Regions from separate parts of the Homo sapiens genome. Here region 2 is linked to region 1. Evidence: chromatin loops called from intact Hi-C (ENCODE). Cell type or tissue: A673. All regions are shown on one strand. Links, peaks and the distances in the headings refer to the core of each region. The heading gives the core; the rest is flanking DNA. Region 1 overlaps ERBB4 (erb-b2 receptor tyrosine kinase 4). Region 2 overlaps ERBB4 (erb-b2 receptor tyrosine kinase 4).

Region 1 (5,401 bases), core at 133-5,132:
TGAAACTTACTAAACAGAGCAAACTTGAAACAATATATCCATCATTTAGCTTTAACCATTACATTTTATTGTACTTGTGCTATCACATTTCTCCTCATTATTGCCCTCTAACCATTATCCTGTTTCATTTTTTGTACATTAAAACATGAATTGCAGAAATCAGAAATGTAGAAATACATTAGCTTGCATACTACTAAATAAAGTTCAGTATCTGATTACAGCATTTTCTTTTGACGTAAAATTTATATACAATTTATTGTACAAATCTTAAGTGCATATTCACTATGTTTTATCAAATACATGCAATTGTGTAGTGCAAATACTTATCAAGATATAGACATCATGTCACCTACAAAGTTCCCTCATGTCCCTCACCAGTGTGTCTCCCTCACTTCTCAAGATAAACACTATTTTAATTTTTTGGACCAAGATTAATTTTGCCTGTTCTAGAATTTTATTTGAATTCAAATCATACACTATATACTTGTATATAAGACTTTTTCAAAGATAATGTTTTTAAGGTTTATCTATGTTGGTGCATGTATGAGTAATTTGCTCCTTTTCATTCCTAAGTAGTATTGCATTGCATGAATATATTATAATTTATTTGTTAATTTTCCCTTTGATTTATACCTAGGCTGTTATTTATAATGTGCTATGAATATTGTTGCATATGTCTTTTGTGTACATAGGTTTCACTTTCTTGAGTAAATACCAAGAAGTAGAATTGCTGGGTTATAGAAGAGATGTAGTATTTGGGTTTATGTGAAATTAGTAGACTATTATTTCCCAAAGTAATTGCAACACTTTATATTCTCACAATATATAACAGTGCTACTTGCTCTGGATTTTCACCATCACTTGCTATTTATTGTCATTTATGAACTGATGAAAAATGGAAGCAAAGATTAATAAGGAATTTTTAGATCATATATGTTATGATAAAAATTAGTCCCAATTCATAGGAGAATATTTTTATCACCACGTTACACTTCTTACCAAATGTTAAGATTTAGTAGTGGTTTTGTTCATGTATTTTGAATTCTTATACTATATATGGTCATATAACTCAAAGGACTAGTGTACTGCCAGATGGTAAATAATAAGCACTTTCCTTATAATTTCATTCAAAATTTACTTTAAATATAAGTTGTCTTTTCCTTATCTAAAAGATAGTTGATGAAAAAGGAGTAGAAGTTGATCCTTTAAGAACTGTAGATTTTTAACAATATGAAGCCTTTGAGGTAGAAAGGCTTAAGACATAAACTCCTAATACAAAAGGTTTTAGAGTTTAGCAGAAAACTTTTCCTGCTCTTTCATTTTAATCATTATATCTGCATCAACCTATGGGAGAAAAGGAGGCATTATGAATATGAAGGAATTATCCTGATATCATTTCACAAGGTAGCTACTCATGTCTAGAGGCAAAGATAATTGAAAATTTAGGCAGATGGGTGTGGTAATAATTTCTAGTAAAGTTAATTATGTTAGTATGGGGACACTTCATAGTGAAGTATTAATAAAGGAAATTACATAGAAACTTCTTTGTACTCAATGAATATTAAATATGAGGATAGATGAGTGAAAGAGACTGTACAGATATATTTTGATCTGATCTCAATTGTGTGGCTGATGAAGATTAAAGACTTTTTGAGTTGTTATTGTTATTTGTGCTCCTATTTTAAGCAGCCTTCCATCTTTTAATGCTAAAACTCTAGCATTATAAGCTTGTGGAGATGACATATTTATGAATATTTATGGGATATTAAACATATCACTTTTCAGTGATGCATATTTTTCTTTCTAATTTTATTTCACTCTACTTTGTTATCATTTGCAGTGCTTCTTTGGCAATTTGTTACCTGTCTTTTGAGTTTGTACTTTCAAATATACACACAGTCATAATGGCTTCTGAGATCAAGCGCTTCCCCTTCCCCAACCTACCCTCAGTGAGAGCTACATTTGTGCGGATATCTCACAAAGGTGAAAGTATCAATTAAGAAGAGATCATCAGGTGTCAGGGAGCCTTAGGCTTTGGTAGGAAATAGCCAGCCAAGTAATTTGATTAACAGAATTCATGAAGAGTTAAATTCTCTAAAAAAAGAAAAGCGCTAAGACCTAGACACATGAATTTTCAGTAGAATTTGGCATTGGATGCACATCCCTCTTCTTCTAAGAGGAACATATAGAATACTAAACTGTAACCACACCATGACTGCGTCATAAAAATGTGGGCATAGAGACAATGGGACATAGAAAACAGCCATTTTATTTTTCATTGTTTTCATTCACACTGATATACATTTATAAGACTTTTTGTGTGTGTGATACAGATTTTAAAAAAAGGTTTTATTTAACTATGGAGGACTTGTGGATAGAGTTCACCCTCTTTACCAGGAAATAATAAAAGTGAGTGTGGTATAGGGACAATTATGAGCCACTTGATTATAAATAATTTCTTCACTTTTTATTTTTAAATAGGCACTGGCCACCTCTCTCTTCCTTAGTGGTTACCTTTCTGAGTTTACAGCTATCATACAGGCTCCTGCAAGCAAGGGGACAAGCCTGAAGCATCCAATCCAGGGTTCCTTATGCTTACTGTGACACTAATTGGTTCTTGTCTTACCTGCGTAAGTTGAACCCAAAGTTCATAAGAAATATTCACCCTTCTGAGGAAAGGGTTATGCTAAAATCAAGAATAGGGGTTTAGCCGGAGAATAGGATGATTAATGACAAGAGGAGAGAAACTGAATAGTTTGAAGACAACGCATTTGGGCTTGCCATGGATTTGTCTTGAGAAACCTGTTGTAAAGAAAGGAGGCCAAGTTAAGTTTTTGGACTTAGACTAACCCTAAAAATAATGTTTTTCCTTTTCCAATATTGTGTACATTTTCAGTTTGTCAGTTTTATAGAGTAATTAAGAAAAGTATATTAGCCATTTATCACATTTTTAATGATAAGTTTGGCTCTAGGTATGTAAGATCCTTGAATATGGATGTACGTAGCATTTCAGAACAGTGTCAGCAATTGCTGGATTGGAAAATAGTACTAGTAAAATGATTTTAATTTCATCTACTAATTTAAACTGGTTGCCTTGCTTTCTTCAAGCAGTGTGGTCTTTTTTTTAATTGTGCAGGCTTTCATTAATGCACCAGTGAGGATGAAAGAAAACAATTCATTTATGTAATTGCAACTAGCCTGTCATACCCAACTTGGGAAAGCAGCAACTCCCACAGCATGAGGTCCACATTATGCAACCCAGGCTGGCATTTAGATGAGTTCCTTTTTGTTGAAAATATATGAACTTCTAATTATTTTAAATGTATAAGTAATACATATGTAAATCTACATTATACGAATGTAAAATCTGTTTTAGTTAAGAAGTAAATCCACAGTAGCAATTTAGTTGTCCATTTTAGACATTGAGAAAGTGTAGGCATCAATAATAAGGAAATACTTGAAAGATAACAAAGTCACGGAATTATATATGATTCTGGTCTGTATTAGCTATCTGTTTCTATCCAAAAAAAAAAAAAAAACAAAAACACACACCACGGTTTACTACCTTAAAACAGCAAACACTTATGATCTCACAGTTTCTGAGGATCAGGATCTGCAAGTGGCTCAGCAAAGTGTTTCTAAGTCCATGTGTTTGTGGAATAAATACTTAATTCTCTTATTGACTGATTTTTACTCTTTCGTAAACTTTCCAAGATGAAAAACCTTCCAAGGTGCATTCTTCTTACCTGCCTACTCAAAAACAACATATCGACCACATTTCAATGATTTACTCATCATGTAGACTCTTTATTAAGAACATTATCAATATTATTTAATGATCAAATAGTGATATAGTCCTGATCTCTAGTTTTCCCCTACATTAATATTCTCATTCCACTCTGTATGCTATAATATTGTATCTACCCTTTGCATATCTTGCTCTCTCTTACATTCTTAGCTTTTTGACAGGCATTTCTTATTCTTGTCATATCATCATTCCTAAGCAAACCCTCCCTCAAAACACACATCCTTCATCTCATATTGACAGATATTTAATGAGCCTCTGCTGAGTTGTGGACTTGGGCTAGCTCGTGGTGGACACAAAAGTGAATTGCACATTGTCTCTTTCCTTAGAGAATACACTGTTTATTTATTGGGGATGTGAGTGGCCCAGAGAGACATGATTACTTAATAAAGTCATTAATAATTTGGTACAAAATATAATGAGGTCCAAAAAGATTATCTTTTTGAGCGAGTCAGAGATATCTCTTCAGAGTAGGAGATATAAGATATTGAAATTAAAAGATGGATAGATAGGGACTTTTGGGTAGATGAGAAGGGGTAGGGAACTTTTGGTAAAGGAAGTAATATGTGCACTTCACAGAGGTCTTATAAGAACGTGGTTCATTTTAAGTATTTCCAGTATAGTGTGGTGGGACTTTGGGGATTAGGAAACAGTGAGGTCAAGAGATGGGCATTTCACAAGTTGGTAGCTAGTGAGATAGGTTGGAACTAAATGTTTCATGATTTATATAGTAAAAAGCTTCAGCATGTGTGCTCATCTGACCATTTGTGGTTCACTTCTATTTTTGCATTTGCTATCCATGTGACTTTGGGCAAGTTGCTTAATCTTGCTTTTCTTGTCTGCAAAATGGATATAATATTGTTTGCTTCCTAATTTGTTCAAAGGATTCAGTGAGACAAATGCAAAACACTTAGCACAGGGACCAGACTCAGTAAGTGTTCGGCAAATATTACTTTTATTATCACTATTATTAATTTATCCCAAGGATTATACTATTTGTCCTGTAGTTCAGAGGAGCCTATCTCAGTTGTATAGGCAACATGGTGACAGAATCAGATTTGTGTATTTAGTTTCACTGACAACAGTGTCAAGACTGTTAAGAGCAGGCTTCTTTCCCCTCTGGTCTTCTTACCTCCAGTCTAAGTGCCTACTAGTCCAAAGACTTAGGAAGAGCTCTGGCTTAAGTAGAAGATAGTCATGTATTCATTCATTCATTAAACGAATATTTCCTGAGCCCTATTTTGTGCCAGGCACTAAACAAAGTTTCTATACATGTGGATTTATTCTACTGAATAAGACTTATCAATTGATAAACTTCATAAACAAGCTTCTTATTCTTAACTTACTAAAGCATAGTTTTAGTTTGTAATGAGAAATATTAGATAGACATCAGATACAGAATTAATTTTCTTACTGGTTTCAAAAAAACCCAGTCTTTTTTTCCTTTGAACAGTAATATGTTTACAATACCTAAAAATGATTTTGCTGTAAGTAAATATAAAATGCTTTCAAAAAGAACTATCCTGGGTTTAATCTCAGATTAAGTACAATAACTATGTTGTAGTGACATAAATCCTGCTGGTTAATTCAATTAAT
Region 2 (5,401 bases), core at 338-5,337, 360 kb before region 1:
CATAGTTAGGCACAGCAGGAATTTAGAAAACTGGGCCTGCATTTGTGGCTGGGAGATAAAATGTTAAGAAATAACAGCAAAAGAGAAGCACTTTCCTAGGGAAACTGAAAATCAAAAGGAGATAAAAAGACAGATGTACATATGCATGCCTGGCGTAATTACAAATAAAGTAGACCTTTATTAGTCAGCTTTGGAAATATTTTAAGGCCTTTGACATTTCTCTTTTACTACCACTTTTGGATCTACACTATAAACCTTCTAAATAAAATGTTTTGCTTTTTCCATTTGTGGCCATTCTTTTAACATTATTTTTGGTTCCCCTGTATGAAGACTGCATTTCTGTGATGCCTACGTTCTGTTTTAGGCTTTCTGATCTACCACCTCTCCTCACTTTCTACAGTCTATATCCACTTTAATGCCAGGAGGCACCAAGCCCGTTGCTGGTACTTTTATGCATTACGTCTGGTGCCTCCTTAAACCTGCGTGGTAGATGGTATTAATCCTCTGTCATAGATAAAGAAAATGAGACTCAGTTATGTAATTGGACAAATCACACAGCTATTTCTCAACAGAGGCGATATTCTAACAATCAATTTGGCTATTATTGGGTGTATATTAGACTTAGATTTTAATTTACTATTTTTAAGGAGGCAATGAATAAAGGTAATGCACTCAACAAGAAGTAAGTCTATCCAATGCTTCTGTCTGGCTGTGGTCCTCTTCATCTTTTTCTTACTGTCCAGATGCCCTCCCCTGTCTTACCTCTGCGTAGATTATTCTAAGCTCTTACCCCTATACAGAGCTCTAAACCTTCCTGTTTCTACTGCCTGCTCGATATCTCCACTTGGATATGTCACAGCATCTCCGACTCAAGCTATTCAACGTTTTACTTATCGCTTTTCATAATTTAATGTGCTTTTCCTATCTTAATTGTTATAAACTTCTGTACATCACACATTAACTCTTCATTGGTAAAAAGCCAAGAAATCATAATATCTAGTACTTATTAAAGGCCAACTGTATCAGGAAGTGTGCTAGGCACTTCTTATACAATATCTCACCTGACCTTAACAATATGGACACTACCATCCTTATTTTACAAACAAGGAAACAGAAGCTCGGAGAAATTAAATAACTTGCAAATGGCCACACTTGTGCAGGTGGCTGATCAGCAATGCCTAGGCTCCTATTAAATTCACATAGTCTAAATATCAACATTTTATATATGGCGATAAATGAAAACTCCTAAGAAGTATGCTGGCAACATAGATGAATTTCTTAAGTATTTTAGGTCATTGACAGTGATTTTGCTTGATACTCATAATAATTCTAAATAACCAGGAATATTTGTGAATATATCAAATATGGAAATGGGATCAAGTATATTAACAATAGGTGCCACTCTTCTAACTTAACATTGTGGTTTCATTATATTTATAATAACTCAAATAGAGTAACCATTGCAGTAACTTTTTGGAATTGATCATGCGAAGTAAAACTTTGCAAGGAGTAAAATAGAGGAATCTGAGAATTTAAATAGTGCAGGTTTGAGTCCACCATGTGAGTATAGGTGAATTACTTAATCTTTTTAAGCTTCAATCATCCCATCTAAAAAGGGAATTGAATATTAATGTTAACCTCATAGTTGTGAAGGTTAAATGAAATGCATGTAAATGCATATAAAATAGCATCAGGTACATAGTAAGTGCCCAATAAATGTTAATTATATTTTGTATGCTATAGTAGTAGTAGGAGAGAACTAGGGCAGTTAAAGGCAAAATAGAAACATCATAAATTTAAAGTTAGAAAACGTTAAATATGAGAAGAGCATGAACTTTCTCTTTTTCATAATTTGAACTTGACTTTTGTGTGTCCTATGAATATAAACAGGTGATACAATAATGGTTTATAGAATTATTGTACACATGGACTGTCATGAGAACTTTAAGTAGACTATTTGAGGAAGAATTTGGCTCTCTCTGAAGGGCAGTTTTCTCAAATCCTTTTTTTCTTCATATTCTGTTTTTATAGTTTTGGTATTAAAAAAAGAGCTTAGAGAGACAGTTTTGTTCCAAAGATTTATGTTTACCTGGCAAACTCAAATCCTCTGTCCTTTCATCCTTATTGTTTTTTAAAGTGCCTTCAAGAGAAAATGGTTTTTAATCAAATTCATGAGATAACTTTTTATGTTACATTTTATAGGCATTTAAACTTCAATATAGGACACAACTAAAACAATGTATGACTGAATGTATTTTTGGAAAAATTTCTGCATGCTAGAGCAGAATCATCCACATCTATACACAAACACTGACAGAATTTGTCACATAGAAGATAATCTGTAAATTGTTGTGATTATTAAGTGCTTTCCCTATATTACAGTTTTTCACATTTATTAAGGAATCAGGTAAAGGCTATGCATGACATCATAAACTTCACAGAGCTATGCCAGTGGTGTCCACTTGCTAATTAACATTGATGTGCCACAAAACCGTACATGCTTAAAAAAGATATTAGTAATGGCAAGGGCGATTTCTGCTCTTCTACAGTTGAGTGCTTGCTTTTTTGCAACAACCTCAAACTCCCTACAGTCCGTGGGTTAGAATTTCTAAAAAGTTATTTCTCCTATCAACCAATGTGGAAACTTTTTCAAGGATGCTGTGAATTCTTCATTTTTGCAAAAGATAAGAACAAATTTAACAATGAAAGCTATTTTTTTAGACTGAGAGATAGGTAGAAATTTTGTATACAAGCTCCACCACATGTCATTATCTTATTCAGCTGACAGGTGGTGCTCCAGAACAATATGGGCAGTGGGGATGTGTGATTAGATTTCCATCAGTTTCTGGGACAAACCATGAGCTATACCTTTAAGATAAAAACCTTTTAATGTAGTAGTTGAATTACCGAAATTTTTATGTGCAAGAATAGTAACCCAATAAAATAATTTTTACATGCAAATAACCTTATACATTTTAAATGTGTTTTAGATGCAGGCATTGAACTAGACTGGGATGAAGTTTTCATGTAGTTTCAACTCAACTTTTTACTTTACTGCAAAGCAATAAATTGGAGTATTAAACTATAATTAAAATCAATACAACTGATTTTCCTCCATCCGTTGTATTATTTAGCATTATTATGACATTCTGTTTAACCAATGATTGATCATAAATAGAAGACAGAAGTGTTAACAACATATTTTAAGACAAATATGTTTAAATTATATTTTTCCAATTAAGGTATCCTGATATATGTTTCTTTTGTTTTTGGTTGATAAATAATAATTGTCCATATTTATGGGATACAGAGTGATTTTTCAGTACCTGCATATGTTGTATAATAATTAAATTAGAATAATTAACCTATCCATCAACTCAAACATTTATCATTTTCTTGAATTGTGAATACTCAAAATTTTCTCTTAACTTTTTGAAAATATACAATAAATTACTAAACATATTTACTCTGCATTGCTACAGAACACTAGAACTTTATTCCTATCTAGCTATAATTTTGTATTCTTTAACCAACCTCTCTCTATATTCCCCTGTGCCTTATTCTTCCCAGCCTCCAATAACCAAAATTCTACTCTCCACTATTATGAGCTCATTTTTTTAGCTCCTTGTATTTACCTTTCTGTGCCTAAGTTATTTCTCTTAACGTAATGTCCGACAGATTCACCCAGGTTGCCCCAAATGAAACAATTTCATTATTTTCTTAATGGCTGAATAGTCATCTACATTAGGTATTTATCCTAATGCTATCCCTCCTCTAGCCCCCCGCCCCCTGATATGCCCTGGTGTGTGATGTTCCCCTCCCTGTGTTCATGACTAACAGCCATTTTATTTATCCTTTATCATTTTGTGCAGTAGCTTTAATATTACCCAGACCACTGTAGCCATCAATACATTCTTGAAAAAGAATATGATGATTTGTAATTTTTCCAGGAAGATAATTGGGAAATTGTATATATTGCTTGATTAAATTTTAGTGTATTTATATTACATAAAACCTGTAACTCAAAGTTGAATCATGTCTCTCACTTTTCTAATGGTATTAAGATTTTTTTTAAGCATTCAAATTAAATAGAATTTGTTGTACTTTTAAGAAACAATTCAGGGATGACTGAGATCTATACTACATTCTTATTTCTGAGAAGGCTAGTAAGCCTCTCTGGATTTATTTGTGCTTTGAGAAAAAGAGTGTAGAAACGCAGTTTAGGTTTTGTAAGTTTTTCATTTTTCCCAGTCAGAAGTCTTGATTAGAACACCAGTGCCTGTGATTCTGGGTACACACAGGATGGCATTAGTAATAGTCCCATATAACATTTTTTCAGGGGAGATGATATAACAGCTGTCCTTTTTGCCTGTGATCCCTATTTGGAGTAGTCTCAGGACTGTGAAAAAAATCTTCTCTAGGATTATTGCCTGACATGCAACTATTCAGGTCCCCAGACCTGACATTTACTCCCTGCCCTACTTTCTCCCTGGAATCACTGTTTGTCCAGAAGGAGTTAGATATTGGATGGAGATACTGTGTTAGCAGATATTATCTCAACACAGTACTTATTCCTCCCCTCCCGTTCCTGTATTTTAACTCTAAACAAGTGCATTTAACAACTTGGGCTGTCTGTTTTCTAAACTCTTTGGAAATTATTAAGTATAAGTAGATTGTCAAGATTGATCTTCGCAAAAAAAGATCACATTTTTTTCTAATAGGGGCTTGTGGTACCATAAATGGTTAATTTTTACACAAATATTTGATTCTTAGTGGTTTCATGCATCATGGCAATTCTGTTAGTACCTTTTGCTATGCTATATAGTTTTTACAAGTATGCAAATGTTGAAGGATATTTAATAACCCTGACGTTATTAAATGTTCAGTTATCTCCCAAGGTTTTTAAATGGGTCTTGGGAAATTTTGAGATTAAATCATATAATTTGTAACTGAGACATAATATTCATTCTTGAATATAATTTGCAGTGACGGCTTTATGAAGGAAGAACTAATTACTCTCATGATTGAGATCAGAGACAATTATTAGAATTATGTTTTCTAAGGTTATTTTTCTATGTACAAACTATGTCCCTTGAAAACTGCAAGCTGACGTGTGCTTATTGTGCTTATCTAGAAAATCAGTTCCTTATCAATTAGCTTATAGTGTTTTAGACTGATTTATGGTCAAATTAAATAGATCTATTGACATTTTCATCAGAAACTATAAATTAAATATGTATCTTGTAGTTGAGAACAATGAAAACTAGGTGGCCTTAACAAGTGATATTAATAACACTTTGGAGTTTTCTAAGTTTTCCTATATTAGAATAATGTATTTTTACAGGTTGAAAATCAGCACAGCTCTACTCTGAAGGATTGTTTTGTGTTTTATTTCATACAG

Evidence for each region. Peaks named below come from ENCODE experiments on the same cell type or tissue, not always from the same donor. Only the 100,000 strongest peaks of a DNase experiment are listed, where the experiment ranks them.
Region 2: a loop joins it to region 1, with 2.5 times the contacts of the local background. A loop is called at or near these places in 11 of 110 quality-filtered maps.

The regions. Positions count from the first base shown.
Region 1 is chr2:212,157,403-212,162,803 of GRCh38, reverse strand. The region is part of intron 1 of ERBB4 (erb-b2 receptor tyrosine kinase 4); the gene reads left to right. Among named protein-coding and RNA genes, the nearest start is that of MIR548F2, 270 kb to the left of the region's middle. In A673, for the core only: no CTCF peak of the experiment used is centred there; a DNase peak (open chromatin) is centred at 3,233.
Region 2 is chr2:212,517,928-212,523,328 of GRCh38, reverse strand. All of the region lies in intron 1 of ERBB4 (erb-b2 receptor tyrosine kinase 4), which reads left to right. Among named protein-coding and RNA genes, the nearest start is that of ERBB4, 18 kb to the left of the region's middle. In A673, for the core only: a CTCF peak has its summit at 2,766; a DNase peak (open chromatin) is centred at 2,808.